Linked DNA regions of Homo sapiens: region 1 is linked to region 2. Evidence: chromatin loops called from intact Hi-C (ENCODE). Cell type or tissue: heart left ventricle. All regions are shown on one strand. Links, peaks and the distances in the headings refer to the core of each region. The heading gives the core; the rest is flanking DNA.

Region 1 (15,772 bases), core at 4,755-7,254, 63 kb after region 2:
CCTCAGGCCCCGGGCTCCTTGCAGCGCCCAGCCCACCTCTTCTCTCCTGCCTGCCTCTGGCCAGGCACGGTGCTGGGGACACAGCAGCTATGAAGGTGCGCCCTCGTCCCTGCACTGCCCTGTCTGGAGGGGGAGAGGGACAGACCAAGAGCTGCAGTCACTGCAGTATGGGCCAGGGCAGCAGGACTTGCGCCACATCTAGGGCTGCCCAGCCCAGTTTCTGGTGGTTCATGCATGTTTAACCCAATTACATCTTTATTTTAATGGGCATTACAAAAACATCATACTCATGATTTCATCAATATCATGATTTAGGATTACACTTGGGTACCTGACATTGTTAGTCCTGAGGTCGTTGAAAGGACAAGGTTGAGTAATAGTATAGGACACAGACCCTGACGGTGGCCTCTCAGTGACTTGAGCATGGCAAATCCTGGCAGGTGCAGATTAGGGGCTGTGGAGGAGGCTATGCAGGCTGAAAGACATGGCTTCCAAGTCTGACACCACCATCTGTGGCAGTTGTACCTTAGTCAGTGTTGCAGGGAGGACCCCTGAACACAGAGCCTGAAGCAAGGACTTAGTGCACATATGTGGCGAGGAGGCACTCCCAGGAAGTAGGACGGAGGAGACAGGGCCAGGGAAAGGCCGATTTTGGGGTGCAGTGTTGAGCCTGCTGCTGTAGACCACTGGGCTTGAAACTGCCAAAACCTTCGTGTCTGCAGGGTGCCCCAGGAATGGTCTTCAGAGGAGCCCACTGGCTCCAGGCCCTTTTAGGTGAAGGTTGCCCCTGGGGGCATCACCTCCCCTCCCTTTGGGGTCAGACTTGAGACAGGCAGACACCTGGAGGTGGGGCCTCAGGCTCTTTTACTCAGACTGTCCCTGCAGCTGCTGAATTCCCAGGGGGCCACTGGCCATGATGCACACATCAGGTCCCTGAGTTCCTCTGTCCCTCAGCGTTCCCTTCCATAAAATTGGACCAAGCTCATGACTGTCTCCTGGAGCTGCTGGAGGGCACCTGGCACATGGCTGGAGACAGGGAGTGTTTTTGGGGAGTTTCTCCATCCTCCAGATACTTGGGGTGGGACCCTGGGGCTAGGTCCTGGATGGGATTTGACTGAGAAGCAGGGGATCTGTGATTTGAGGTCACACAGTGTGTGCCGCTTGTCTGTGGAAGTCTCCAGCCAAAGGAGCGTGTCACCCTGAGAGGTGTCCAGGCTGAGAATACGGACCCAATCCAGACATCCTGTCAGGCTGGGCTCCACGGGAGGCCACCTCCTTGGCAGAATGCTTGTGCCCCTGAACGGGTGTCACTCCCTCTCTTTCCCTGGGACATGGTGGTTCATAAACTCATATCCCGCGGTGGTTAGGAACACAGCCTCTGAGGTCAGGGAATCCATGTTCAAAGCCCTGCTAGGCCATCTCCACCTGTAAGGCCCTGAGCCTGTCAATTAACCTTTATAAGCCTCAGTTTTCTCATCTATAAAATGGGGCTGGTAATAGGAACACATCAGATTGCTGTGAATATTAAAATGAGACAACTCATTTTTTTTCTTGGAGACAAAAAATAAAATGAGACAACACGTGACATGGATCAAACACCCAAGAAATATGTGGCACTTAATAAACATCATTGATTAGACCTATACGTACATATGCAATGTATGATATAGAATACAAAGTATAATCTATTAATTATTCTTCAGTGTCGCCAGTTGGTCTAAGCTCAGAGTTCTAGCTTGGAGGCATTATGGGGTTTTCTCTGATACTGGCTTTTGGGAAAATTATAAGATGAACTTGGTCATCCATTTACCCACTTGCCTTTTTTTTTCTTTTTTTTTTAAGACAGAGTCTTGCTCTGTCATCCAGGCTGGATGCAGTGGTACAGTCTTGGCTCACTGCAACCTCTGCCCCCTGGGTTCAAGCAATCCTCTTGCCTTAGCCTCCCGAGTAATTGGGGTTACAGGCGTGCACCACCACACCTGGCTAATTTTTATAATTTTAGTAGAGACGGGGTTTCACCATGTTGGCCAGGCTGGTCTTGAACTCCTGACCTCAGGTGATCCACCCGCCTCAGCCTCCCAAAGTGTGTGGGATTACAGGCACGAGCCACTGCACCTGGCCTCCGCTTGCCCATTCTTTATTCGCATTGAGAGCTTCCTCTGTCTGCATCTCTGGTAAGAAAGTCACATAAACCAGCTGCATTCAGTCCTCCGTCTCACCTACACTGCCCCAACGTGGGGCACCACTGTCAGAAGGATTTGCAGTGTAGATGGGATGGAGGACTGGAAGTCAGAAGACCTTTGACTCGGGTCCCTAGGTAGCCAGGGTGGGGGTGGGAGGAGAGAGGGAGGTGGGACAGACACTTGGAGAGTTGGAGACTTGCCCTGGACCCGATGAACAAAACCCCACTGGAGTTACCTCGTGCACCCACTTAGCATTCAGTGCTTCAATTGTATGTGCTCTGCAAGGGAATGACTGCGTGGGTTTGTGGAAGAAAAATAATTCAGTGGTGTGGGTTCAGGGGCGAAGTGACCGTGAGATGGATGCTGTTCTGGGCTTTCGGCTTCCACACTCCCCTCCTGTGGGAGCAGACACCTGTTCAGCATGTTGAGGTCCATGGTGTGTATTTGGGAACACCTTGGCTCTTTCACACAGAGGACATGGCAATTTATTCCAAAAGTGGAGGAAAAGCTGGCTGGGTTGGACTCACTGAAAGGTGGTGCGCCCATCCCCCTCAGTGCCCCAGCAGGGATCCTTGTGAGGGGAGTTGATACTTCTGCTGTCCACAGTGACTTGAGTGTTCAGCCCCCACGTGGAAGGGGACCCCATGCTGATTGTGCAGGGGTTTTCTCCTGCAGGGGCACCTGATCTTGGCTGTTGAGAGCCCTGGGTCGTTGGGGTCACTGATCACTGTTTTCCTTGAAATGGGTTCTGCTTATAGGCTAGTGATTGTTTAACTCTCAGTCATTCGCAGACCTGGAGTTATGGGAGGTCTAGAAAGAGCCCTGGGCTGGGGAGTCCAGATCCCACTTACTCATGAGCTAGTGTTTCAGATAGTGTTGGTGGTTGCCAGGGCCTGTGGAATGGAGTTCTTGGCTCCTTGGCTTGGTATTTAAGGTCTTGACGATGGGCTCTCATTGCACCTTCTAAGCTGCTTCTCCCACTGATACCCAAGCTTCAGCCATGGCTCCCGCCATTGCTTCTCCCAGGAGGCCTTCTCCTCCCATCTCTCTGTATCTGGAGGTCCCAGGCTTTAGTCATTTGCATATCTCTACTGTGATTCTTGCAACATTTGAGTATCACTGATGCTATGATTCACCTAGTATTTGTCTTTGCTGGCTCTTTTGTGGTTAAATTAATTAATTTACTTAATTCTGCAAATGGAAAACCAGTATCATTTACTGTAAGATGACAGTAACCTTAAAAGTAAATAAAAAACAAAACCGAAGAAAATTCCATGCTCACACTATTCCAGACATGAGCTGCTGTGTTCTGGAAATGCTAAGCGTGGACTCTGCCCTCTCTTTTGCTGAAATGCTGGAGAGGAGTTAGAGACAGCCTTTCTCCCTGGCCTAATCTGAAGGCTGACAACAGAATGGAAAGGGCGCTAACTTTCTCATTTGTGCATCAGGGTTATTTAAGACCATCTTGGCTGCGCCCTAAAATGATCACGGGTCCTACCAATGGGAGGTAGCCCATGTTTGGAAGAACACAGATCAGTGGAGCTCCTACTCCTTCTTCAAAGCCCAATTTGAGTGCTCCTGCCTCCCATGATGGCACCTCATCTGTGCATTTCCATTCCCAGCCCTCCCGGGCTTGGAGCTTCTGGCACCCAGTGGCCTTGGCTAAGGGAAAGCTCCCTACAACCCTGCAGGGACAGCATGAGCTCCTTGTCCATGCCCCTGCCTGGGGCCTGTGCTCTACGCCCCCCAGGACGTATTGGACTGCCATCTTCTGTAGGCCCAGATGAACACCAGGAAAGGAGGAAATGAGGACCTACTCTTAGCCATGCAGGAGACCACCCTTCCCACCACCACCTGTGAGATGCTTGGGGAGGTGGGCAGAGCTGGCCCCCAAGTCATGGGTTGGGCTTTCGGGGGCAGTGACCACCATGGCCTGAATGAAGGCTCAGGAGCTGGAGCAGGTGAGGCATGCTCGGTATACATCTTTGATGACAGTGGGTGGTCTTGATGGCTTTCTGGAGATCTATGGAGTCATTCCAAGCTCCTTCTACTTAATTGCTGTGGAAGTCAGGGCCCTCGCCCTCTCTATGTCTCAGATGTCTGATCTGTAAGATGGGGGTTAATGGTGGTAGTGGTCACCACATAGGATGCAGGTGAGAGTTTAACAAAATGGAGCTTACGAAGAGCTTGGCACTGTGTCTGGCCACAGAAAGGGCTCTGCAGAGGCTACCAGTCTGAAGTTCAAAAAGTGGTTCACTATGACAATGCCCCAGACCTAGAAAGATGCAGGAGACACAGGGACACCCCAACCACTCAAATATAAACAGGTAGTGCCCTGAAGTCAGGGAGGATGACAGAGGCAGTCAGGGAAGGCTTCCGGGAGGCAGTGTCTTGAAGGATGGGCATGTGTTAGCCAGGATAGAGTAGGTTTGGCATGCCACAGTGGCAGTACAAGCCTCCAAAAGTGTTGTCCATCTCCCTCCCTGCAAAGGAGAGAGAGCATCTGCTTCCCTCTAAGCCATCAGATGGGGATGCAGCTCTGCACCCCACCCACCCCTTTCCCTGGAGGTGGCAAAGGGGATGACTGAACACTTCTCAGAGGCTCCTGAGCATGTCCAGACCTTAGCTGTAACTTCTGCAGCTAAAATGTGTGGATGGGAAAAATGCTATCCAAACATGCCTAATCCCAATCAGAGGATTATTTTCTTACAGAAAAGCTTCACCTATACTTAATAGTTTTAAATTGTTCCGGGTACCAATTAGACTTTTAATTTTGCTGTTCCCTCCGGCGGCTGGAGGATGTGTGTGGTTTGCGTTTAATCAGAGTTGAATTCTTTTTTTTTTTTTTTTTTTTGGTGGTTCTTGGGGAGGGAAGGAGATGAGGCGCCTGTTCAGGGTTTCCTTCAGGTCCTCCCAAGACTTGTGTAGTGGGTAGAGGTGCTGGGCAGCTCTGAGTTAGGGGTTCTCTGTCTGGGCAGCAGGGGACGCCTCCAGAGTGGGGACCCCAAGTCCCCTCCCACCCGCCTGAGGTTTTGCCGCTGCAGCCCTGCCTGGAGAATCCAATGCCGCGTTAAATATGTGGATTATCCAAAAATTTCTGCAGCAATAGGGTGAGTTATTATTGATTCACAGAGCACGACAAAACATCACTGCATGAATTAGCAAACAGCTGTTTCTAATTTGAGTTTAGAACGGTACACAGAGGAACTTGTTTCTCTGTTCACTCCTTTCATTTATAATGAATTTTAATCACTGCTACAGGTGAGAAAAATGTAGAAACAAGCTTGTATCTTGTGGAAGAAACAAAGGAGAGGCAGATGCTAACAGATTTCCAGTCTGTGATAAAAGGGATGTTTTGGTACACTTTACATGTAATTAGAGCGCAGCTGTTTCCAGTCCCAGGTCCACGAACACGGCCGAATGTGGGCTCTGCCGATCTCCAAAGGGAGTCAAGAAAAACAGTGATTCAACCCCGAAAGCATTTTGCTTTCACTCGAGTGGAGCAGAGCGCCCTTTGCTCAGGCCCTTGGCGGTGTTGCTTCATGAAGCTCACGGAGATGACTTCACAAGGCGCCAACTCCTTGTGAAGAGGCGGGCAGGCGATGTCAGGGTGCGCAGGAGGTCCACGCCAGGAGGCTGGCAGGAGAACCTTCCGGAGCTCCTGAGCTCCTCGTGCCCCTGGGGAGTCCCTTGTAGGGGCAGACTTGGGGGGCTCTTCCTTGCTGGCAGGAGTTGATCACTAGGCTCCTCTTTAGCAAGTTTGATCACAGCCAGCTCTCGGGTGAGCTGATGAGCACTGGCTTTTTTTTTTTCCCCTTTCCTAGTCTGTTTAATTTCTGCAATAAAACTCGAGCTCAATTGCATTTTCAATATCAGTGCTAAGTAAATTTGTCTAAGGGATGGAGCTGCCTGGCAGGCTGTGTGTTCTGCGAGGTCAGAGGCTTCAAGGGGAAAGGTGGACGCGTCCTTGCCCTGCATGTCCAGCAGCCATGTGGGGGCGGGGGAGGGAGTGTTCTGGGAGTCTGAGCCTCATCCCCCACCCCCTCCACCATGAGCTGAGGGACCCACATCCAAGCCATGGATGGCTCCCAGTACCTTAGATTCTCTGTTTGTGTAATGAGAGCGTTGGGCTCCATCTGTATAATGAGGGGTCTTGAAGCTCCTTTCAGGGCTGATGTCCTGGGATTGTAAATGGCAGGGGCCCTCTGAGAATTTTGGCAGGTTGAGTTTGCTTTGTTTGAAAACCATCTTGTGCACGGGTAACTGTAGGTTTAGCTTAGACCCTGTTGGTTATCAATCAGGGCTCAGGGAGGTGACACTGTGTCTTGTGTCCCCTCAAACCATTCCAGCCATTGCCAGCCTCTCCTTGTCCTGTGACCACCTTATGGTGATTTGGGAGCCAGTAGCCAGTGACTATTTTAGGCATTATAGAACATTTGTCATATATAACGCCTTACAGATATTCACTGATTTCATCTTTAAAACAACTCTATAGTTGGGTCTATAAATAGTCATCCCCATTTTACAGATGTGAAAACTGAGACAGGTTTCTCCATCTGTAAAATTGAGCAAGGGTCATTCACTTGGCTAAGGTCACACACATAGTAAGTGGGGGAGCTGGGAGTCTAAGCCCTGCTGCCGGCTCTCAGCCACCAGGCAAACACAGATGTCTCCAAGGCCCGGGACACCCCCTAATGGTGAGGGAAGTCCTGGGGTGCTGGGCATGCAGGGGGGTGGGGGTCCCTCCTCCAAGAAGCCCCAGCTGAGCTCCATCTTCCACATGCCAGATGCAGAGTCTGTGCTCCCAGGCCTTCTTCTCCTTCAAGAAAAACCGTAAGTGGGCCAGGCGTGGTGGCTTATGACTGTAATCCCAGTGCTTTGGGAGGCTGAGGCAGGAGGATCCCTTGAGGCCAGGAGTTTGAGACCAGCCTGTGCAACATAGAGAGACCCTGTCTCTACAAAAAAAAAAAAATTAAAATTAGCCAGGCATGGTGGCACGCACCTGTGGTCCCAGCTACTTGGGAAGCTGAGGCAGGAGGATCGCTTGAGCCCAGGAGGTTGAGTCTGCAGTGAGCCATGATTGCATCACTGCACTACAGCCTAGGTGACAGAGGGAGACCCTGTCTCTAAGAAAAAAGAAAAAAAAAAAGCCAAAAGTGACTGTGAATTAAGGAACAACAACAACAAAAAGTTGGGAATTCTTGATTTGTAAATGTTGGCATTTTCACAAAATCACTAATACTGATAACTGGGTGGCCCCCAGACTGTCCAGTGGGAGGACAGCCATGATGACCTATGACCCATTGCTCAGGGCATCATTTCTCCCAGTCCAGCTGGCTAAGAGCCCTGGGTTGGAAGTTCAGGCCTAGCTCTTCCAGTCACTTTGTGATGTCAGGATGTGACCTAACCTCTCTGTTCTTTTTCCTCATTACTGGGGTGACCACACAACTTACTGTGTAAGCTCAGCTGTTTATGAGGGTGAGAGGGATTCACTAACTGAATGGGATGCTGGGTTCCATCCCAGGATGCCTGGGTGTGTGGCCCCCCACTTACTCGTAATATGGGGATAATAACAATAACAAAACCACCATGACCACCACCACTGCACAGAGTTGCTCCAGATGTCAAATGGATAATGGGTGTGAGGTGCTGCGCAAAATGTTAAATGCCCTGTAGATTATGGGATTTACGATGAATGATAATAGTGTCAGTTACATTAGGAACCCCTTTATCTTATTTAGCCAATGTTCATCCAATGTTTAGCAGTATGTAAACATTAACCACTTTGTAAGGTAGTTACTTTTAGTTTCCCCAGGACATGGGCACTCAGAGAGGGGCAGTAATTTTCCCATGGTCTCACAGCTAATGATGGCTGAGCAAGCCAGTGCACACTCTTACTCATGGCTCTGCTGTCCCTCAGGGCTGACGTCTCCCTGCAATTGACTGAGTTTCTTCAAGCTTAGCAGCCTAAGCTAAGTTTTGAGTCCCTGGAAGTTTTGTTAAGGGCCTTGGTGGCAGCTGTTCACTGTCACATGGCATTTCAGCAGCCCCCAGAGCTGGCTGGAGAAGGGCAGGCCTGGTCAGTCTCTGTCTTTGAGATGTCCAGTGACCTCTGAGTCTTTTTTCTCCCAAACCGAAGGAATGATCCCTACTTTTCCTTGCTTATACTTTGGGGATGATGAGATCCCATTCGTAAGAAACTCTCAGCTCCCTGGAGGAGGAATGAGTGAATAGGTGCTGCTATTATTTTTGCTAATAGCATAATTCTAACTCGAGATTTCAGGAAGAGCCATGTCAGCTTCTGGTCACCTTTGTGGAGCTCCTTGGCTTACCTCTGAGGAAAGAACCTCCAATAGCCTCATCCCTTTCCTTTCCCAGGGTGGACTTTTGATGTCCCAGGGGTCAAACTTAATCCTTTACACTTCTCCTGTCAGATATCTAGGTGCAGTACTGATGTTACAATTGAAGGGATTCTCTCTCTCTCTCTCTCTCTCCCTGTGTGTGTGTGTGTGTGTGTGTGTGTGTGTACTTCAAAGCAGTAAAGGGTTTCTTTAGTGTTTAATGTTTAAACAGTAATTAATTGACACGGAGATTGGACAGATAAGAGCATAGAAACCTAAGAATGCTGGGTACCTCTACACCCTTTGGAAAACTGGATATTTAGAGCAGGCATCCTAAATATGTGCTGAATTAAAAAACCACCCGAACTAGGAGATAGTAGAGAGCTGGGATACCTACCACCTGAGACTTACTCTGTACCCAGGGCAGGCACAGACATCATTAAGTGATAACAGACTGTAAGAGCTACAAAGCCTCTTAGAGACCTGTTCGTCGGATTCTCTCTATCAAGAGATGGGGAAATGAAAGCACAAAGAGGGGATATGCTTGCCCATGGTTACACAGTTCTGGAATCTGAACCTGGTCCAGTAGTGATCTCATCCACTATGGCTCATGGCTCCACCCTCTGGGCTTGAGGTTCTGCCCGCTTAGTCATCCCTTTTTTCCCCATGAAAGGTAGCATGTACTTTCATCTGAGTAGTTTTATTAACCTGTTTCCTGCTTGTGAAGTTTTGGGTGTCCAACAGACTTCTTTCATCCTGTACTCTCTCTGTCCTTTTTGGTTTAAGCTGGCAGTGTTTCTGTCAGTATAAACTTTTCAAGAACCTTGTGAGTCTCCTGTGTATGTCATGGGTATTTTCTCCATTATTCAAGATGGTCCTCTACAGATATTTCCTGGATAATCCCTTCTCTACTTTTGTCTTTTGCTGAGATTGCTCCAGAGCAATACCCCCAAATTTCCTAGATGCTCTCTAATTTGATCTAGGAGATCTGTGAGTCACACCCTTAATCTCACCAAAGAGCCTTTGTTGTGACTGAATACTCAATACTCTGGCATTTTGATTTTCCTGAGATATTAGCAATATGTGCAGTCCTACCTTCAGCTTTTTCTCCGGAGCATGCTTTCTTGTAAGTAAATCTCTTAGAGTTTTTTTTTTCTTTTTTCTTTTTTTTTTGAGATGGAGTCTTGCTCTGTCACCCAGGCTGGAGTGCAGTGGCATGATCTTGGCTCACCACAACCTCCACCTTCTGGGTTCAAGCGATTCTCCTGCCTCAGCCTCCTGAATAGCTGGGAGTACCTGGAATTACAGGCATGTGCCACCATGCCCAGCTAATTTTTGTATTTTTAGTAGAGACGGGGTTTCTCCATGTTGGTCAGGCTGGTCTCGAACTCCCGACCTCAGGTGATCCGCCTGCCTCAGCCTCCCAAAGTGCTGGGATTACAGGCGTGAGCACTGCGCCTGGCCTGCTTAACAGTTCTTTTCTTAATCTTTTTTCTTTTTAGCAGCAAGAAGAAACCAGCCCATACCTTCCACAGTTTGCTTGGAAATCTACTTAGCTAAGTATCCAAGTTTATCCATGAAAGTTCTGCTTCCCACATAACTGTGAGTCATAATTTCACTTAGCTTTCTGCCACCAAGTATCAAGGATCCCCCTTCCTTCAGTTTCACTGTCAGTGCCTTTATTAATATCCATATTTCTCTTAATAGTCTGTTCATGATGATTTAGATATTTCCTAAAGTGATTTAGGTTTTCTCTGATGTGTTCCTTACTTTCTTCTGAGTCTTTATTAACAGAGTCATTAATATCTATGTTTCCATTAATCTGTTCAAGGTTACCTAGGCTTTTAAATAAATCATACTCCTCAAAATTCTTCTACCCTCTGATCGCTGCCCAATTCCAGAGCCACTTCCATGATTTTAGGTATTTGTTCTCATAGCACCCCACTCCTGGTACCAAAATCTGTATTAGTTTGCTATTACTGCTGTAACAAATTACCATAAGCACAGTGGCTTAAAACAACAAACAAAAAATAGTATCTTAGAGTTCTGTAGGTCAGAAGTCTGACCCAGATGTCACTGGGTTAAAATTAAGGTGTTGGCAGGGCCGCATTCCTTTCTGGATGCTCTTAGGGAAAAATCCATTTCCTTGCCTTTCCAGTTCTTAGAGGCTGCTCACATTTCTTGGCATATGGCCTCCTTCCATCTTCAATACTAGTAATTGCTGGTTGGGTCCTTCTCATATTGCATCACCTCAACCTCCTCTTCTGCCTCCCTCCTGCACATTTAAGGACCCTTGTGATTACAACAGACCCATGTGGATAATCCAGGATAATCTCTTTATTTTAAGGTCAGCCAATTGTCAACCTTAATTCCATTTTACCATGTAACGTAACATATTCATATGTTTTGGAAGTTAAGACTTGGACATCTTTGGGGTAATTATTATTCTGCCTACCACAATCTCCAGGTTTGCTTCTGCATAGGCTATTTAAGCAGCAGGCTACTTTACCTGCCATCCAGTGAGGAAAGAGGCCAGCAACATTCATTAGTGCTTGGCATCAGACCCAGCCTAGCCTGGTCATCCACCACTGACTTTGCCTCAATGGCAGGTGGGGTTGTAAAGCTTAAGACCTGTACCTGGTTCAAGTCACGGGGCCTGGTACTGTGCTTGTGCATGGTGGACCTCAAGAAAGAGGGAGCAGGTCCAGCAGGGATATGGGCCTTGGACTGGCTCCAGGGCCTGGTGAAGCAGTGTAGCCTGGTGGTTAGTAAGTGGGTGGGGGCATCTGCCACTTGCAATGTCTGTGCGCTCAGAAGTTACTTTCCTTCTTGGAGTGTCACTTTGCACAGTTATAAAAAGGGGTTGTTAATAGTACCTACCTCATAGGGAATGTGTGAGAATCAATTGAGAAAAAGCTGGCAAAGGACCTGGCACATAGAAAATGTGTCATACAGCTGGGCGTGGTGGCTCACGCCTGTGATCCCAGCACTTTGGGAGGCCAAGGCAGGTGGATCGCAAGGTCAGGAGTTCAAGACCAGCCTGACTAAGATGGTGAAACCTTGTCTCTACTAAAAATACAAATATTAGCCGGGTGTGGTGGTGGGTGCCTGTAATCCCAGCTACTCAGGATTCCTACCGAGGCAGAGAATTGCTTGAACCCAGGAGGCAGAGGTGGCAGGAAGCCAAGATCGTGCCACTGCACTCCAGCCTGGGTGACAGAGCGAGACTCCTTCTCAAAAAAAAAAAAAAGAAAAAGAAAAGAAAATGTGCCATAAACAGTAACCACTGGATCTGCCTGTGACTTGTCATGTTGCCTCAGTTTCTCCATCAGTGAAATAAGATGAGGGAGGAGCTATGCACCCTCTCTTGCCCTCAATACACTGATGCTAGTTTTACAGGCAGGGATGTAATTGAGTTGAGGAGTATTCTGGGATGGATGGCTAGTTCTGGCATCAGGTGTGTGCAAGTACCCCTGGTTTCCCAAGAAGTGATCAGGAATATGCCCAGATGCCCCTTGAGCTCAATTTGGATCATTTCGTGTCTGGAAAGCCACCTGCTTAGGCTCTGGCTACCTCTGTGGGAACCACAATCTACAGTGTGCCCTGAAGCATATTCAGGTCTTGCAGCTCTTATTACCCCAGGCTCTAGGAAACACTGACTGGCTCTCCTCGGTTGTCCGGGCTGCTTTGTGTCCACTTTGGGCAATCCTCACCATCAGCTGATGTCACAGCTGACCTATCTGGCTGGAGATTCCTCTCCAGACTCCAACACAGTTCTACAGTATATTAGTTCATTCTCATGCTGCTGTGAATAAATACCCAAGACTGGGTAATTTATGAAGGAAAGAGGTTTAATTGACTCACAGTTGTGCATGGCTGGGAAGGCCTCAGGAAACTAACAATCATGTTGGAAGGGGAAACAAACATGTCCTTCTTCACATGGTGGCAGGAAGGAGAAGAATGAGAGCTGAGCAAAGAGGGAAGCCCCTTAATACAACCATCAGATCTCATGAGAACTTACTCACTATCGCTAGAATAGCATGGGGGAAACCACCCCCATGATTCAGTTACCTCCCACCAGGTCCCTCCCACCACAAGTGGGGATTATGGGAACTACAATTCAAGATGAGATTTGGGTGAGGACACAGCCAAACCATATCATACGGTATCTGTCAGGGCCTCTTGTCTCTCTGTGACCAACAGGATTTTGGGAACACCAAAGCCTCATCTCTCAAAGAGAATGGACAGCTCCTTTTTTGGAAGAGGAAACCTGAAAAGCATCTAGCATTGGGAGTCAGGAGACTCCTCTTTCCAGTTTGCTCAGTGCCCTTTGACTATTCCATTCCTACATGTCTCTGCTCATGGCAGACATCATCAGTTGATTGCAGCACTCATTTCTTTGGACCTGAGATAAGGCCTTGGAATCCTTCTGAACACAGGATTCTAGGCAACCACTACCAATTAGCTGGGCTTGTAAGTTTTCTTCTCTTTTCTGGGCCTCAGCTTTTCCATCTGTATCATGTGGGATTGGGTAGTTGGTTCCTGAGTCTAGGGTCCCATTCCTCTGAGCTTAGGGAAGGGCCACAGTGATTCCTATTCTTGGAGCTCTGTATGGGGGCAGCAGAGAAGCTCTGCTTGGTGTATTACAAAGCTTTGTCCTGTCGGGAACTGGTCTCCTTGGCAATTTTCATTTTTCTGAAGAAACAGTTGAGTGGCAAGGAGTCTTTTTGGGGACTTTGTGAAGCACTGTAAGGCCATTTTGTGTCTATCATGAAGATGGTCTTGATGGTTGGAGTATTGTACAAGGTGATCTTTATATTCATATGGCAGGGGCTATAGAGAGCATGAATTCCAGCTTCCCATGAGCCAGCAGAGGCAGTGGAGGCCCAGCCTCCTGATGGACTCTCTGCCCGTTGCCCCAGCATGACTCCCACTGGTGCCTTTCTTGCTCTACTTGGCCTCTCCTTTGCATGGTCTGGAATGTCCTTGGGGCAGGACCAAGGTGGGATGCACCCAGGCGACCCTGCAGTATTCAGCACAGTCCTGGGCACAAGAGGCCCTGAGGACTGGGATGGAAACCTTATTCCAATGGCTGGATGAGCTCTTGTTCCCTCTGTAGGCTCACGGTTTTTTTTTTTTTTTTTTTTTTTTTTTTTTTTTTTTTTTGAGTCAGAGTTTTACTCTTGTTACCCAGGCTAGAGTGGCATGATCATAGCTCACTGCGGCCTCAAACTCATGGGCTCAGGTGATCCTCCTGCCTCGGCCTCCCAAGTGGCTGGGGTTGCAAATACACATCACCATGCCTGTGTAAATTTTGTTCTTTTTTTTTTTTTTAAGAGACAGGGTCTTGCTATATTGCTCAGACTGGTCTCAAACTCCTGACCTCAAACGATCCTCCCACCTCAGCCACCCAATGTTCAGGGATTACAGGCATGAGCCACCATGCCCGGCTGGATGGTCATTTTTATTCACACAGATGGAACTGCCCAGCTCAGGAATGTCCTAGTAACCTGGAACTTCCTGGGCTCAGCTATCTTCCCCCCAAACTCAATGCAGAGAGTCCCCCTAGTGTTCTTTTTAGGGCCTCTTGCATAGCTTCGATGGCAGGAGTTCACTTCCTCTTCCATGTGTGCCCCCCACTGCAGGAAGGTTCCCTTTCGGCCCACTCCTGTGAGTCTGTGGGCCAGTCACTCTCCTGCCTTGGCCCGAGCACCTTCTCCAGCATCTCTGACCTTGATTCTCTGTGACAGAGGAGCCGTGAGCTGTGGCTCCCAGCCATTCTGGGCGGCCACTTGCACTGCTCAGCCTAGATGAGGTGTGTCCGAGGCAGTTTTACACACTGTAGCATCAGCCTGCTGAATTCATGTCCTGCTCCATGCTGGTCACCAAGTGTGACCACATGAGCTTGGGAATCACCTGGCTCTTTCTGCTGCTGACGTGTTCTGAAGCCCAGTTAATGTTCTTTTTTCAACTTAATTGAATTTTTATCAAAAATTCTCTCCTCTTTTATGCTTGTTTTCTTTCTCTTCCTGCAGCAGACAGCAAAAGCCTCATATAACCCATTTCCTATTTGGCCTTTTTGCAGGATTAGTCATTTTTAAATGACTTTAATCTCCATTTTGCAAGTGTGTGTGTGTTTTTTTAACTCATTTTTGTTATAGTTCTTTGATTGCATTTACTCTGGGGGGCAGGGGAAGCATGGGTCTGTCATTAGTCATTGTACTTCCCACTTGATTTTCTCATGCTTCTCCTCCCAAAGTGGGGGGTGGGGGGTAGTGAAGCCTTGTGGGTGAAAACACTGACTGAACAGGACTAAGGGGGGGTTCACATCCTGACTCTGCTGCCTGCTGGCTGTGTGGCACTGGGCAAGTCACTCAGTCGCTCTGTGCCCTGGTTTTCTCATCTGTAAATGGAAATTATAACAGTCCCTAACTCATTAGCCTATTGAGAGGATTGAATGAGTGAGTACACATTAACTCTTAGAAGAATGCCTGGCACACAGCAAAATCGATGCAAGTATTTACTTGAAAATAAAAATGTAGCGACTGAACAGGACTTTCCTTGAACCCACCTTCTTCCTGAATTCTGGAATGTTCATGTTGGAGGGGACTTTGGGATTGCCTTGGCCACAGTTGCAGGTGTGTGTGTGGTGTCCAGCATCCAGCATGAGGAAAGTGTCATTGCTATAAGAGAGGAGAACCTTGGGCCAGGCGCAGTGACTCACACCTGTAATCCCAGCACTTTGGGAGGCTGAGGCGGGTGGATCACTTGAGGTCAGGAGTTCGAGACCAGCCTGGCCAACATGGTGAAACCCTGTCTCTACTAAAAATACAAAAATTAGCCGGGCATGGTGACATGTGCCTGTAATCCCAGCTACATGAGAGGATGAGGAAGGAGAATTGCTTGAACCTGGGAGGCAGAGGTTGCAGTGAGCCGAGATCACACCACTGCACTCTGGCCTGGGCCACAGGGCGAGACTCCTTCCCCTCCTGCCCCTGCCAAAAAAAAAAAAAAAAAAAAAAAGAAAAGAGAACCGCTTTCTCTGCTGACGCCCCTGTAGATACATCCCGAGCTTTGGCCCTAGCTTATCTCTCTAGCCTGTTTCTAGAGCACTGAGCTAAGTCCCCCCAAAGCAAAATGCATTTGGAGGGGGTGGGATGGCAGCAGGCGAGGTTGAATGTTCTTTGAATAAAAGACTTTAAACAGGGCAATCTGAGTTTGGGACTTTATATGTCAACATGCCCATTT
Region 2 (15,772 bases), core at 5,122-7,621:
TTGGCTGCCAGCACATAGTTGGTCCTCAGTTAATGTGCTATCTGCATAGAGACTTGGCTCAAATTGACAAGCAGAAAATAGAGGATTCATTGGCTCCAGGAACTGAGAAATGCAGATGTAAGGCTGGCCTCAAGCTTGGTCCTCCAGGGCCTCCAGAGACACTGCCCCATGTCTGTTGACATGAACCCCATCACCGTGTGTACATCAGCAGAGGTGCCCCAGCACCTCCAGGCTCCACCTTTTCGACTCAGCAGTGACAATGGAATGAGCAGCCTCTTACCATTGCCAGGGTAGAAGTCCTGAGGTTGACTCTGTAGAATGGCCAGGACCAAGACTCACCCCCGCCCATGATGCGGCCAGGGAGACAACATACATGTTAGCAAGGGTCAGGGTTGGGTGCGGGGAATCAGGGCAGCTCCATGCAGACCACTGGGCCTGAGAGCTGGGGAGGGGCTCCCCTGAATGGTGGTCAGGAGCCACAGACATCTTCTTTAGGAGGTAGGAATTACATGCAGACAAACAGGAAGTAGTAAAAGAGTGCAATGAAATGCCAGATTGTCAGGTATCAGTTATCAATTGATAACCAATACTTTTGCTTTTGACAGTGTCTAGTCAGGTAATCTTAGAATTTTAGGGAAGCAGAATCCTTGGTGTGTATATCCTCAAACCTTTTTTGGTTTGAATGTGGTTGAAACAATGGCAGAACCAGTCTCTCAAACACAGCCAGGGCACTGACTGGACCAGGCTCCTTAGTGAGGTAGTACTTGTCCCAGGTCACACAGGGAGGTGGTAGCTTAGCCAGCACTCTCTGAGGTTATCTGCTAACTGCTGGTGGGGGGTGGGATTGCAGCTCCCAGGGTGGACAGGGGACTAGTGCAGCCTGCAGGGCACCCATGTTTTCTGGCAGGAGGTGCCCGTGTATATGCAGCTCCTGCCTGGCTCATGGGTGCTTCTGGGAATGCCACATCGAGCTCACTGTCTTTGAGGTCTCCAGACCCACGGACCTCACACTGTTTGCACTGGACCTTTTCTTTGTTTGCATCTTGTGGAAGAGTGACTTTGACCCTTGAATTCTAACAAACTTCATAGAAGTTGTGCCCCCACCTTGGGTGTTCCATAAAGCCATGGTCCCCCTGAACCTCTGCTGCTTGGTCCTTTGGGGGCAGTGCTCTGGGAGGTGGAAGGTGGGGTAATGGTGTGTCAAGCCCTCGTGGCATCCACCAGCGGCTTGGCCCCTACAATATTATGTTCAGGTCTCAGGCCAGGCTGGAGAGAGGCTGGGCAGCCACCAAGTTAGTCGGAGCCTTGAGCCTGAGTGGCTCAGGTGCCCAGATGGTGTTGAGAGGCAACTCTGAAATCAGCCAGCTATGCTGAACCTCTCTCGTGCGTTCCTGAGAAACCCAGTATATTAGTTCATTTTCACACTGCTATAAAGAACTACCTGAGACTGGGTAATTGATGAAGAAAAGAGGTTTTTAATTGACTTGCATTTCCTCAGGCTGTACAGGCAGCATGGCTGGGAGGCCTCAGGAAACTTACGATCATGGCGGAAGGTGAAGGGGTAGCAAGGACATCATAGCATGGTGAATCAGGAGAGATAGGGTGAGGGGGAGGTGCCACACACTTTTAAACAACCACATCTTGTGAGACTCACTCATCACCAGCACAGCAAGGGGGAAATCTGCCCCCATGATCTAATCACCTCTCACCAGGCCCCTTCCCCAACACTGGGAATTACAATTCCACATGAGATTTGGGTGGGGACACAGAGCCAGACTATATCACCCAAGTGTTACCAAAAAACCACATCATTTGCCATCAGCCAGAGGGAGAAAGAGGGATGCAGCTACGTATTCTAAAATTGCACTAACAAGGTCTTTTCTTTATTCTGTAGATATTTCAATAATAAGTTTTTTCCCCCAGTGTATTAGTGTATAGCTCTAAAACCTCAGTGTCACTGAGCCAGCTCAGGGCCCGTCACGTGGAGCTGCTCTTCCTTTCCCGTCAGGTCTGCTTTTTCATTAGGCCGGCACTTCCTGCCCTCCTTATCCTCTGTCTCACCCCTGGGCGGGAAAAGCAAAGGCCAGAGCCCCCCAGAGAGGCCCTGCTGCCTTTCTCCTGGAGGTGCTTGTGCTAATTCTGGATTCTGTTGGGCATAAAGATCTGAAAATTGTGTTCCCTGAGTAATCAATCTCGGTTACTACCAATTTGAGGTTTGCAAAAGCTTTGAGAAATGCCTGTGGGTGAGGATAGGAATAGCCTCCAGCTGGGATCCTGACCTGATTTTGGGGTAAAAGAGGCAAATAGAGGGGAGTTGTTCTAGAAGAGTCCTTTATTATAACTGGCTATGGTCTGAATGTTTGCTTTTCCCCCAAATTCGTTTGTTGAAATCTAATCCCCAATGTGGTAGTATTAAGCAGTGGGCCTGTAGGAGGTGATTAGGTCATGAAGGCTCTGGAAGAATGGGATGAGTGCTCTTACAAAAGGGGACCCAGAGGACTGCCCAGCTCCTTCCACCATGTGAGGACGCAGCAAGACTGTGTTGTCTATGAGAAATGCGCCCTCACCAGACACAGAATCTCCCAGCACCTTGATCTTGGACTTCCCGGCCTCCAGAACTGTGAGCAATAAACATTTGTGGTTTAGAAGCCATCCAGTTTCTGGTATTGTTGTTATATGAGCCTGAACAGACTTAAGACAGAGCTGAAAAGTGTTGATGCTCTCTTCTTCCATTCCTTACTCCACAATTCCAGGCACTCAAAGGAACAAGCAAACTTAACGGATGAAAGAGAAGTGTGTTCCTTAGAACCACAGCATCCCCTGGCACGTGTGCGTTCATTCACAGATCTTTTATTTTTGAGACAGAGTATCACTCTGTCACCCAGACTGGAGTGCAGTGGCATAATCTCGGCTCACTGCAGCCTCCACCTCCTTGGTTCAAGCAATTCTCCTGCCTCAGCCTCCTGAGTAGCTGGGATTACCACACCCAGCTAATTTTTGTATTTTTAGTAGGAAGGGGTTTTACCATGTTGGCCAGGCTGGTCTTGAACTCATGACTCAGGTGATCCTCCCACCTTGGCCTCCCAAAGTACTGAGATTACAGGTGTGAGCCACCACACCCAGCCACAGAGGCTTTTTTTAAAAGCATCTACTGTGTGCTGGGAACTGGGTGAGCAAAACACTGGGTGAGCACTGGGTGAGCAAAACAGACAACAGTTCCTGCCCTTGTGTAGCTTACTGGGCCCCTCGATAACTTTGGCCAGGGGATTCTTGAATGTACTCCTATGAGTTGGTTGGTCCCCTCCCTCTGTGGGGTAGTCCAGTAGTTCAGTACTGGCCAATGTGTGCATGAGTGGTGTGGAAATGAAGAACAGGAGCCGGTTCACTGCCAAAGGGTTATTTACTGTGCTCTGACGCTATGTCAGCAGAAGCAGAAAGAGTGTCTGTTCTGTGTGTTGCTGGAGGGAGTGGTTCAGGGAGGACAGAGAAGGAGAGATCTCAGGGTCATGCTTGCAAGTTGGAAGGTTGGGATTCCCTGCCGACCAGTGTCAGACAACCAAATCCTAACCAGCTGAAATCAAACAGTGCAATGTATTGGCTCATGTAAATAGAAACCTAGGTGTAGGACTATCTTCAGGTGCAGCTGAATCCAGGGACTCCAGTGAAGGGCGAAGGACCCAGTCTTCCTGCATCTCCTGGCTCTGAGGAATGCCATGATGGCTTTTGGCTCAGGTCAAGTCAAGTGCTCTGAATAGCAGACCTGAAAAGTTTCCCCAGAGGAAATCAGGGTGCTGCTAGCAGAAGAAGTGGGGATGGATGCTGGCCGCAGAAGCAGCCTGAAGAGAGAAGGAGCTGAGGCCATTTAACCTAGACAGCAGGTGACCTGACCTCCTGAACTGAGGGGTAGGCAAGAGCTTGGCTGGAAGTCCAGCCAGCCCTACCAGTTCCATGGGGGCCTGTTCCTATGATGGTGAAGGTATGGCTTGAGTGGCTGATGCTTTTATTATTGCCTCTGGGTAAGATGCCTCTGTGTGCCAGGGCAGTGGGGGAGTGGGGATGAGACCTGTCCACCCCTTTCTCCATTAATGTTGATACTCCAAGGGCCAGACCAGGACCAATTCCAGAAGTCCCCAGGGACACCTGCCTGGCCTATGTGTAAGGAGTGATGTTTTGGTTGGTGAGAGTCTTTGCAAGCCTGGAGATGAACACATCAGAGGGTGGCGGGGGAGGAGAGTGGGATGCAGGCTTGGGGCTGAGAGATGGGCATGTGGATTTATCAGGTTCCTTCAAACCTTGAGATCCTGTGATTGACATCCCTAACATGACACCCTAATACAGAAAAATAAAGAACATCCCCAAACAAAATGAGAAACCAACCAAATTTATCTCCCGCTGACTGGGGCTTGCAGGTCAAGGAGTGCTCCCAGCAGATCATCCCGTAATGCGGATTCCACTTTCCTCTGGTCACAGCCTCCCCAGCACCCCAGCCCACTGGCCTAGTGGCTCAGAGGGGCGATCAGGAGGAACTGCTTCTAGTGTCGCAGCAAAAGCCGGGGAGCAGGGAGAGGCGGGGGATTCGGAACAGGAAAAGAGCAAGGAAATTTAACTCTGGCACTGGTCTAAAATAAAGCGCTACTATTGGTTGAGTGTTTTGGCAGTGTTTTTAAACACTCTGTGCCAACTCAGAGAAAAAATGTACAGGGGATTATAAAATGCTTCATTTTGTGTTAAACAGTTTTATTTTGGAGTTGACTGGCTAGGATTTGGCTGCCTTTGGAAATGACGTCATGGGTATGAGGGTGCATGTGGGAAGACTGAGGCAGGCGAGGTGGCTCTGCAGGTGGGGGAATGGCAGCCAGCTTGGGGGAGCACACCTGCACCTCTGTCCCCGCCCTTGGATATGGAGTGTCTCAGCCTCTCCAAGGGCTTGGCTGAGCAGGTTGGTGCTGCCTCATGATGGGGGTGATGAGGTCAGATCTGCTGGAGCGGGTCTGACCCCTCTGAGGGTTGGTGGGGTGTGTTGTGGGAGGTAGGTGGAAGGAAGGTGGCTGAGGGGCAGGCAGCAGGGAGACTTGGGAGGGGCAATGGCTGGCATCTGCCTGTGGGCACCCAGCCTGTACCCAGCCTTTTCTCCTCAACTGCCCTCCGCTGTCCTCAGGACAGCTTGCATCTGACTCTGCTCCTCCCCCACTGCCCTGGGGATGAATCCACTCCCCTGCCTGGCCCTGTGCCTCTTGCGGCTTCTCCTCCTCCTGCTTGATTATCACAGCTCACTGCAGCATCGACCTCCTGGGCTCAAGCAATCCTTCCACCTCAGCCTCCCGAGTAGCTGGGACTATAGGCTTGCACCACCATGCCCCACTGTGCCCAGCTACTTTTTTGATTTTTTGCATACATGGGGTCTCTCTATGCTGCCCAGGTTGGTCTTGAACTCCTGGCCTCAAAAATTCCTCCTGCCTCAGCTACTCAAAGTATTGGGATTACAGGTGTGAGCCACTGTGTCTGGCTTTTGTTGTTGGGAGACAGGGTCTCACTCTGTCACCCAGGCTGGAGGGCACTGGCACGATTGTTGCTCACTGGAGCCTTGAACTCCTGGGCTCAAGCCATCTTCCCACCTCAGCCTCCCCAGTAGCTAGGACTATGGGTGCACACCACCATGCCCAGCTAAGTATTTTATATTAATTTTGAAAAAATGTGGTCTTGGTAAGTTACCCAGGCTAGTCTCAGACTCCTGGCCTCAAGTACTCCTCCTGCCTTGGCCTCCCAAAGCACTGGGATACTTGTGCCAGCTGCCGTGCCCGGCCTCAGTTCCTCCTCTTGAGCCGTCAACAGGCCGTGCTCATTCCACTGCAGGGCCTTTGCACCACCTGCCTTCCCCGGGTGTTCTTTCAGCTTTTCACGTGGATAGCTCTCTCACTTCCTTCTGTGTCTCCAAGGTCACCTCCTCAGCGCGGCCCTCCTTGCTGACACCCTCCCCCGTCTCCTGCAGCAGCGGCTCCCTTCAACGCCAAACACATCACACCATTTATTTCCTTTATGGCAGTGATTGCTTGATGTTTTTGAATTATTGTCTCTGCCACTCGAAGGTGACCCTCTTAGGAGTCCCGTCCTGTGCTGTCTCCCTCATGCCTGTTCCTGTCTCTGGCCTTGTGGCAGACCTGGTGCATAGTAAATGCTCAGGGAATACTTACTCAGTGATTTGTTGGAAGTGGCCTGGGTGGTGCTAAGTTGTTCCCTTGGATGGCACGAACACCAGGAATTCTTGGGGGCTTGCAGCTGGGCCGTCTCCTCGGGACTGGAAAGAAGCCTTCCCCTCCTCAAATTCCACCAAGCCACACCCAACTCACACCTCCCTTCCCATTCCAGAAATGGCTCTTCCCATGGCTTCCTGGGGGCTGGAGAGCAGGGGCCGCGGGACAAACCCCAGGGTGCATTTCGGTCTTCAGTGGAGGGGGCAGTTCATATTTCAGACCACCCATTTTTATTTTTAAATTAATTTTTTTTTTGTAGAGATGGGGTTTCACTATGTTGCTTAGGCTGATCTGGAACTCAAGCAATCCACCCATCTCAGCCTCCCAAAGTGTTGGGATTACAGGTGTGAGCCATTGCACCCGGCCTCATCAGTTTTTTTTTTTTTTCTCCCAGGCTGGAGTGCAGTGGCGAGATCTTGGCTCACTGCAACCTCCACCTCCCGGGCTCAAGCAATTTTCCTGCTTCAGCCTCCCAAGTAGCTGGGATTACAGACACCTGGCTAATTTTTTGTATTTTTAGTAGAGATGGGGTTTTGCCATGTTGGCCAGGCTGGTCTTGAACTCGTGACCTCAGGTGATCTGCTCACCTTGGCCTCCCAAAGTGCTGGGATTACAGGTGTGAGCCACCGCACCTGGCCCCATCAGTTTTTAATTTAGCTCCTAGTATGTACTAGGCCCTGGCTGCGTGTTGAAATATAGCAGCACCCTGAGTAGACCAGATCCCTGCCCTGGTTGGGGAAACAGATAATAAGGAGGTAAGCACCGGGTGCTTCGTCATACCGTCATACCATCATGTGTGAGGTGATGAATAAATACAATTGGCTCCCGCCCTTCGGAGCCCATGATCTCCTGGGAGAATGAGCCGTCTGCAGGGCACAGGAAGATGCTCCGGCTCCTGGGGATGGGATTTGAGAAGCACTGCTGGGGCGTTAAGCAAGAGACCCAGAGCTGGGCTTCAGAAGCAACTGTGCCTGGTGGGTTCACTCTCTCCTCCTTCCTTTACCACACTGCCGGGCTGACTTGTCTGCCCTGTGGGAGGCGTGATGGAGTTGCAGGGAGAAAGCCACTGGTCATTGACTCCACACAGCCAGATCACAGGGGAGGGATGGGGGCCCTGGCAGCGGGGGAGTGAGTTACTGGAAGATTCCCTCTTCGCCCACATTCTCTGGGCCTGCGTGTCTGATCACTGACTTTCTGTCTCTCCAGTCTCACGGATGGCATCTTTCACACTGCTTCCTCGAATGCCTTTTTATCACAGTCTCAACAAACACCTTGCAGACATATTTACTTAAAAATTCTTTAAAGAATACCCCCTTGGTCAGGGTCCCAACAGAAAACAGATGGCGCACTCAAACCGGGAGATGGAGGAGCATTTAATAAAGGGCCCATTTGCAGAAGCGGGCAGGGGAAGAAGGGGAGCTGTCCAGGAGTGGGGCATCATCCTGAGAACCTGCCAGGGTGCGGGGAGGGGCATTTAGGCCACCTGGAGAGACTGGCTGTAGGGAGGCTGCTGAGGGAGAGGGGTGCAGCAGGGCAGGGCAGAGGCTGGGAGAATAACTACCCCAAATCTGTCTCCTCCCCCACTGCAGTCGCTGCAGGAACACAGAGCAGGAATGGACCAAGGTGGGGGCGGATCTAGAGGGGACAGTGGCAAATATCCTTTGTACCCACCCCACTCCCTGGGCTCTCTTAGATCCTGCGGATGAGCAAATGCTCAGAAGTCAGATTTTGGAGATCAGCCCCAGTTTATAGCAGTTTCCTGTGTGATTTGTGTGGGGGAGTGGGTGGTGCCCTGTTTCTCCTGGACCCTGAGGCTATGTCAGGTGACTGTGGGCTTTTAGCTTTTGGTGGTCCCTTTTCCTGGGACAAGCCAATTGCCAGCACTTTGGTCTTGCTCTGTAAGGCCACAGATGATGGAGCAGAGGAGCAGATTTGTCAGACTGGAGGCCCAGCGCCTGGCAAGTGGAGGTGTACAAATGGAGGCCTGAGCTGCCAAAACTTTATTTGCATAAATGGCGACATGAATCAGTTATCATTCTGATTAAATCCATTTTCTGCTTAACTCCTGGAGAAATTGGCAATGGAAGGCATTCTGTGGCTGTCACCTGCACGACGGTGTCATTCTGTTTGTGGCTTCATAGGGACAATGGCAGTGGAGAGGTCAAGGAAAAGCAGGAAGGTCAAGGATGCATCCGCGGAGCCTCTTTGTTCATTATGTATTTCCATCACACGTGGTTTCCACTCGCGGATCGCGCCGCTCCCGGGACCCCCAGAGGATAAGACAAGGGAACCGGTGCTCTGAGCACCAAAGCTATTTTTATTTGTGTGCAGGGCAAGGTGATGTGGCGGCTGCAGGCCGAGGTTCAGCCGTCCCTGACACACAGAATTGGATATTAAGGTGGAATTAGAAGCTTGAGTCTGAGGAGGTCCCTAGCGAGGGATGCATTCAGGATGGCATTATGACTTTCCAAACTGCTTTTGCAGAGGGCAGTGAGGGGAGATGAAGGAGCTGTTTTGGGGGCCAACCCTCAGCCCCTGAGTAGCCCTCTATCAGTGGATTATGAATTGTTTGTTTCCCGAAATCAAATTCTCTTTCTATTGTTTCTTTTTTTTCCAATGGCACTTTCCCCTCTGGACATTCCTAAGAGCTTTTTTTCTCCTCTTCACAAAGCTTTGCGGCACCCCACCTGCTCAGGCACGCGAGCCCCACCGTGCATTAGCAGTGCGGGCGCCCGTTCCTTCTGTGACCAATGCAGGCCCCTATGTTATCAGCATCACTTTGCCTCCAAGTGAGGAGCAGAGAAGGCCTTCCCTCATTATTTTAAAACAATTAAATGTGATCAAATATCACAGTAATACATAAATGTATTCTTTATTATTATTATTTTTTTAAATAGCGACAGGGTCTCGCTCTGTTGCCCAGGCTGGAGTACAGTGGTGTGAACATAGCTCACTGCAGCCTCCTGGGCTCAAGCGATTCTCCTGCCTCAGCCTCCCAGGTGTCTGGGACTGCAGGCATGTGGCCCCATTTCTGGCTAATTTTTAAATTATTTATTTATTTTTTCTAGAGACGAGGTCTCACCGTGTGTTGCCCAGGGCTGCTCTTGAACTCCTGGGCTCAAGCCATCCTCCTGCCTCAGCCTCCCAAAGTGTTGGGATTAGAGGCATGAGCTACTGCGTCTGGCCATAAATGTATTCTGTTTGTAAAAATTTCAAAGATAGGCTTCAGGCTGTCCCCACCCCCTTGTTAACTACTGTTATTACCATTTTGGCTTTCTTGATTCCAGACCTTCTCCTACACCTTTACGTAATACTGTATTTCATAGATTCTAAGACACATTTTAACATTTCTGAAATTGAGGTGCATCTTTCAACTAGTGGCTTGTCATGGTTTAATTGACAGTGGGTTTTGTTTTTCTTTTTCAGTGGTCTGTAAAATAATGGTGCATTTTACCATCCACGGTGTCTTACGTTCAGTGAAATATAGTGTTATGTGTATCCACAGAAACAATGTTATATTGATTTTTGATTAAAAAATGAATGATACCATATTGGATCTATCATTCTGCAACTTGCTTTTTTTCCATTTAGTATTAGACCTCAGAGAGCTTCTCACCTCAGCGGGTACATCTCCCTACTTCTTATTAGCTGCTGTGGGGCTTGCGTAGTGTGGATGCCCCGTGCTTTATGCAGCAGGCCCCTGGTGGGGGGTATTTAGGGTGTTTCCAGTTGTTCACTATAGTAAACATTCTTGTACACGTCTCCCTGTAGGAACACTTTTTTCCATGGTTGATAAGGAGAAGGGGCATCGTTGGGCCCAGCCTCTGTAACCTTCTCTTTCCTTCATTCCAACATTCTGTTCCATTGCATCTTATTTTATCCCACCTGCTCTACTCATCCCATTCCACCCCTCTCATTCCATCCTATCCTGTCCCATCCCATCCCATCTCACCCCGTTCCACAGTCGTCACCCTAGTACCAACTTGGCTTTACATACTGTGCTTGAGGGGCCCACAGAGGGGAGTCAGTACCTGCCTACCCGGCAGCTTCTGGTGCAGCTGGGAGAGAAACCCTGAAATAAGACTTGGATCTGAGCCCCATGTCCCCAAGTGAAGCCTGGGGGTGGGGCACAGGTGTTGTCTGGTGCTGAGGGAGACATTGCAACCTCATTTTACACTCATTCTGGGTCCTCTCAGGCTGGCAAGCCCCTCGGGAATTAAACAGTGTTCCTTAGCATTGCCACGTGTTGTCACCTCTTGACTGGTATGGAGCTTAAATGAGAATCTTCCCCAGGTGGGTTCCTTAAGGCTGGACACCTGTTTGACTTTTTGTGGAGTCCCCTCTCTTGTTTTCCCACCATTAAGAGCCACCTGTCATTCCAGTGGCACCCGGCTGCTCTGCACAGAGGTGCTGTGCCATCTCACCAGGATGCCGGGGATGGAGAGGATGCAGGGATGGAGTCTCCCTCACTACTTCTGCCGCCTGGTGACTTTTGAGCAGAAAGTGCCAGAGTCGGCCCTGAAGTGACTTCAGGCAGTGCTTCTTAGGCGTTTAGGTCCTTATGATCACTTGGAATCTTATGAAAATGCAGTTCCATTTGAACAGACCTGGGGTGCCGGAGAGTCTACATTTCTTACAAACTCCCTGGGGATGCAGATGCTACTGAACCACACCGGAGTAGCAAGGACTTTAGGAAGGATAGGCCAACTATGGAGGCAGGGAGGACCTGGGAAGTGTGGAAGAAGAATTTTGGTGAGAGCTGAGGTGTTTTAGGGTCCAAAACTAGACATGACGAGCAGGTCACCTCTTCGGACTATAGATTATTGTCATTATTGTTATTTGTACTTTTGGCTCGCTATCTCTAGCAACTGTGTGCAAGTCAAGGGAGAGTTTGTTGGTTTATTTTAGGCTGATAGATTTGTTCTAGAGTTTCAACTGTTCTACATGTGGCATGTAGTGGAGCATAATTCTTCATTCTGAGGACTGTTCCTTGCTTGGCAAGACATTCAGCATCCTTGGCATTGCCCACTAGATGCCAGTAGCAACCTCCCTGATTATTGTGGCTGCCTCAGTCCGCTCTGGCTGCTATAACAAAATATCTGAGACTGATTGTGTGATTTACATGCAACAGAAATTTGTCGTTCACAGTCCTGGAGGCTGGGAAGTCCAAAATCAAGGTGCCAGGAGATTCCGTGTCTGGTAAGGGCCCACTCCTCATAGATGGAGACTTCTATGTGCCCTCTGGTGCAAGGGCAAAAAGGGACTAATAAGCTATGTTGGGGCTTTTTGATAAGGAAACTGATCGCACTCGTAGGGATGGAACCCTCATGACCTAATCACCCGCCAAAAGCCCCACTTCTTAATACCATCATCTTGGTTAGGTTTCAACATACAAATTTTGGGGGGACGTAAACATTCAGACGATAGCAGTGGCACTTGAAAAATGCTCCTGAAGGGCGGTTGCTGCCCCTGGCTGAGAGCTGCTGAACTAGATGCACCCCTTGTTGAGGGCGGGGACCATGGTCTCGTTTCCATACCTGGAGTGGCTGGCATCGTACCTGGCGTGGTGTAGGAACCTGATAAACGTGTCTTCCATGAAAAAAGGCAGCCTCTCGGGCACTAAGATGATGTCATTGTGAAGAACCCCTGCTTCAGGGAAGAGTCAGATTTGTGTGCCTCTGTTACACCGAGCAGGGTGGCACCTGCTGAGAACAGCAGCGTCCTGACCTCGAGGGATGGTTGGGGGAGACAAGAGGCAGGAAATGATGGTGCTTCTGAAGTCAGCTTTGTTTCCTTGGCTTTCCCCCAGGGCTCCGAAGCTCCGTTTTCATATATATATATATAAACGGCTGCTGAACGTTTGAGTTTTTTATGCGTTTGTCTTTTCTGGGCCGAGCTGCTGGAGGATAAGGCCTGTCTTGTTCATCCTTATGTCCTCAGGGCCTGGTACATAGTAGGTGTCTTGTAAATGTTTGCTGAAATAACTATTTGAATTCCTTAGGGAAATCAGCTCTTCCCAGGAGCTCAGTGATGGATCTTTCTGTTTCACTGAAGAGCAAGTTTGTAATGTGAATCTTTACCCCCCGCCCATTCATTCATGGGGTTATTAGTTCATTCATTCATTCAACAAATATTTACTGAGCACCTACTAGGTCCCATGCCCTGTGCTGAAGCAGGAGGAGGCAGGCATTGTCCTCACTGTGGAGCTGAGGGTGTGCTGGGGGGAACAGACATTAGTCCAAGAATCAGACAAGCAGTGGGAAAATGACAGCCTCCGCAAGTGCTTCTAGGGGAAGGTACATCCATGGCCTGTGAAAGGCTGTGCGGGTAGCACGTGTTGGGTCCCTGTGGCATGTGGGCAGTGGAGGATGTCGGGGAGGGGTCCCTGAGGTGGTAGAGTTGGAGCTAAGTTCTGCAAGGAAGAGCAGGGCATGGTGGCTCATGCCTGTAATCTCAGCACTTTGGGAAGCCGAGACGGGCAGATCACTTGAGGTTAGGAGTTTGAGACCAGCCTGGCCAACATGGTGAAACCACATCTCTACTAAAAATACAAAAAAAATTAGCTGGACATGGTGGCACACACCTGTAATCCCAGCTACTGGGGAGGCTGAGGCGGTTGAACCCTGGAGACAGAGGTTGCAGTGGGCTGAGATCTTGCCGCTACACTCTAGCCAGGGGGGCAGAGTAAGACTCTACCTCAAAAAAGAAAAAAAAAAGAAAAGAAAAAAGTGGTGGGTGTCGTATCCACAGGCTCAGCAGCTCCGCCGATCCAGCCAGTTCTTTTCCACCAAGAGGTTGATCTTTGGAGCCATCTCCATGCTGTAGATCTGCCGGCAGGTTCCGTAGCTTTCCCCTGTTGCTGGTGGCATGGCTTCTCATGGCACCGCTGATGTCGAATGTCCTCAGCGAGCCCATTCATGGCCACGATTCTGTGTTGGGTCCCGCACGCACCTTTCACGGTCCTTTTCTGTAACATCACAGTCCTGGCAATGAACTCCAGATGTTTTGCCCTGACCTTGGATTTAAGTCTCCACTCTGCAGGCCCTCATGAGCTCAGTCCCAGCCCGCCTTCTTTTTTAAGGCTGAATCATAGAATCGCTTGAACCTGGGAGGTGGAGGTTGCGGTGAGCCAAGATCGCACCATTGCACATTAGCCTGCGTGACAGAGCTAAACTCTGTCTCAAAAAAATAAATAAATAAATAAGTAAGTAAAATAAGATCTGCAAATCTGCAAGGAAGTGCTTAGGGCACTAGTATTTTTTTTTAAAGCATTAGAGGATGCATAAGTAAATAATACGTAAATTTTATCAAGGCTTCTTTATAGTTATTTTATAATTTAGTGTTTTTTATTTTGAATTATGAGTAGGGAAAGTGCTCTTTGTTTTTTTTTTTTTTTTTGAGACAGTCTCACTCTGTCGCCCAGGCTGGAGTGCAATGGCGTGGTCTCGGCTCACTACAACCTCCCCCTCCTGGGTTCAAATGATTCTCCTGCCTCAGCCTCCCGAGTAGCTGGGATTACAAGCGCCTGCCACCATACCTGGCTATTTTTTTTAACATTTTTATTAGAGACGGGGTTTCAAGATGTTGACCAAGCTGGTCTTTAACTTCTGACCTCAGGTGATCCACCCGCCTTGGCCTCCCAAAGTGCTAGGATTACAGGCGTGAGCCACCATGCCTGACAAATGCTCTTTTCTGTATATAGGTTCTCCCCACATCTTGACCCTGGGTCTGAGAGGAGCAAGAGGTAAGTGGGTGGAGCCTAGTGGGGAGAGTACTGCAGACAGTGGGGAGAGCATGTGCAAAGGCCCTGGGGAAGCAGAGGTGACACAGGGCGTCGGGGTACCGGCAGGGACCCCGGGGGTAGGTACCCAGGGAGCGGTGAGGTGAGGGCATGGCATGGGGCTGGGGCCAGATCACATAGTGCCTCGCAGGCCATGGAAAGGGGTGGGGATTTTATTCCAAGCCTAGTGGGAAGCCATTGGAAGAGGTCAGCAGAAGGGTGACAGGATCCGGTGTGTGTGTTTAACAGATCCCTCTGGCTGCTGTGGATAGCATGGGCAGGTGTGTGGGTTGTCCTGGGGGTTTGTTTATAGGTTTCTCCTTCCTGGCTGGCAGTCATGGGTCCTGGGACCACCTGCCATGTGAGGCCGAAGGTGCCCTTGTGTTGTTGGTGCCCGGAGCCATTACCTCACTTTGTCTGGGTTCTGGACTTTCTCTTCTGTTTCTGGGTCAATCAGACCTGGCCTTTTGAAGCCAGATGGAGGCAGAAGACCTTCGGGTGATGTTTAGATCTCTAAGTTGCTGTAAATCTCACTGAAGTGACCTATTTTTCTTCCATGTTGCTCTTGTATTTTTTATGAATGGATGATAAAAAATGTGGCAGGGTCATTTGTTTTAATTTCCTTCTGACACCTGGATTCTGTGTTTGGTGGCAGCCATCCCACCAGTGGCTGGAAGTCTGCCTCCAGGCGGTGGAGTGGCCCTGGGCCCAGTTCACACCTGGCTCTGTTGTGAATGGTGGGGCAGCATGCCCTGGTCCCCACAAGGCAGTGAGCCCCCTTTAGAGCACAGGACTGGAGGGTCAATGCTGGTACCCAGGGATGGGATTCTTCCAGCGTGTCTGTCTGATTGGCCAGGCAGCTGTGGCCATGGCTGGCCTGGAGGTGAGAACTTGAAGGCTCTATCCTTTTGGGACTACAGTCCTGCCCATCTTACGGAGGGTCCAATTGTTAAATGGAAACTAGTTCTTCAAGGCAAACTGGCTTCACCTTTGATGGGGAGTGGTGAGGGGTCAGTTCTGAGGACTGACAGCCTCCAGTGCCCATGAGACCAAAATTCATTTTTTTTCCTAGGGTGGCCATTTGTGGTCATGTCTGGCCCTATTTTCCAGGCTATCTTACCACTCCCCACCTCACCCTTGCCTTTGAAGTGTGTGGTGCCCTTGCCCACGCTGTTCTCTCTGCGTTAAACACCACCCCGCAGTGTGCCTCCCTGTAAAGCCATCCCATCCTTCCAGTCTTCCTGGAAGCCTTTCCTGACCTCTACACAGATGGTCGTCCACGTGCCTTCTCTGGGGTTCCCAGAAGCAATGGAGCACTTGGACACTCCCTTGTTTCTCAAAATACATTTTTCTTGTTTTATGCTTGCTATATAAACTTACTGTGGGGCCGGGCGCAGTGGCTCATGCCTGTAATCCCAGCACTTTGGGAGGCCAAGGTGGGTGGGTCACCTGAGGTCAGGAGTTCAAGACCAGCCCAGCCAACATGGCGAAACCCCATCTCTACTAAAAAGACAAAGATTAGCCTGGCGTGGTGGTGGGCACCTGTAATCCCAGCTACTTGGGAGGCTGAGGCAGGAGAATCGCTTGAACCAGGGAGGTAGAGGTTGCAGTGAGCCTAGATCGCACCACTGCACTCTAGCCTGGGCAACAAGAGTGAAACTCTGTCTCAAAATCACGCACAAAAAATAAAATAAACTCACTGTGGAAGGTCTATTAAGTACAGAGAAGTGAAAAGAAGAAA

What was found. Peaks named below come from ENCODE experiments on the same cell type or tissue, not always from the same donor. Only the 100,000 strongest peaks of a DNase experiment are listed, where the experiment ranks them.
Region 1: a loop joins it to region 2, with 2.8 times the contacts of the local background. A loop is called at or near these places in 2 of 110 quality-filtered maps.

What each region holds. Positions count from the first base shown.
Region 1 is chr16:49,642,577-49,658,348 of GRCh38, reverse strand. All of the region lies in intron 3 of ZNF423 (zinc finger protein 423), which reads left to right. Among named protein-coding and RNA genes, the nearest start is that of LINC02179, 180 kb to the right of the region's middle. RefSeq lists an enhancer at 9,127-10,326. In heart left ventricle, for the core only: no CTCF peak of the experiment used is centred there; a DNase peak (open chromatin) is centred at 5,718; H3K4me3 peaks cover 932 bases; H3K27ac peaks cover 1,485 bases.
Region 2 is chr16:49,705,492-49,721,263 of GRCh38, reverse strand. All of the region lies in intron 3 of ZNF423 (zinc finger protein 423), which reads left to right. It also overlaps the pseudogene MRPS21P7. Among named protein-coding and RNA genes, the nearest start is that of ZNF423, 140 kb to the left of the region's middle. RefSeq lists enhancers at 1,095-1,596, 7,947-8,513, 8,514-9,081, 15,764-15,772. In heart left ventricle, for the core only: no CTCF peak of the experiment used is centred there; no DNase peak of the experiment used is centred there.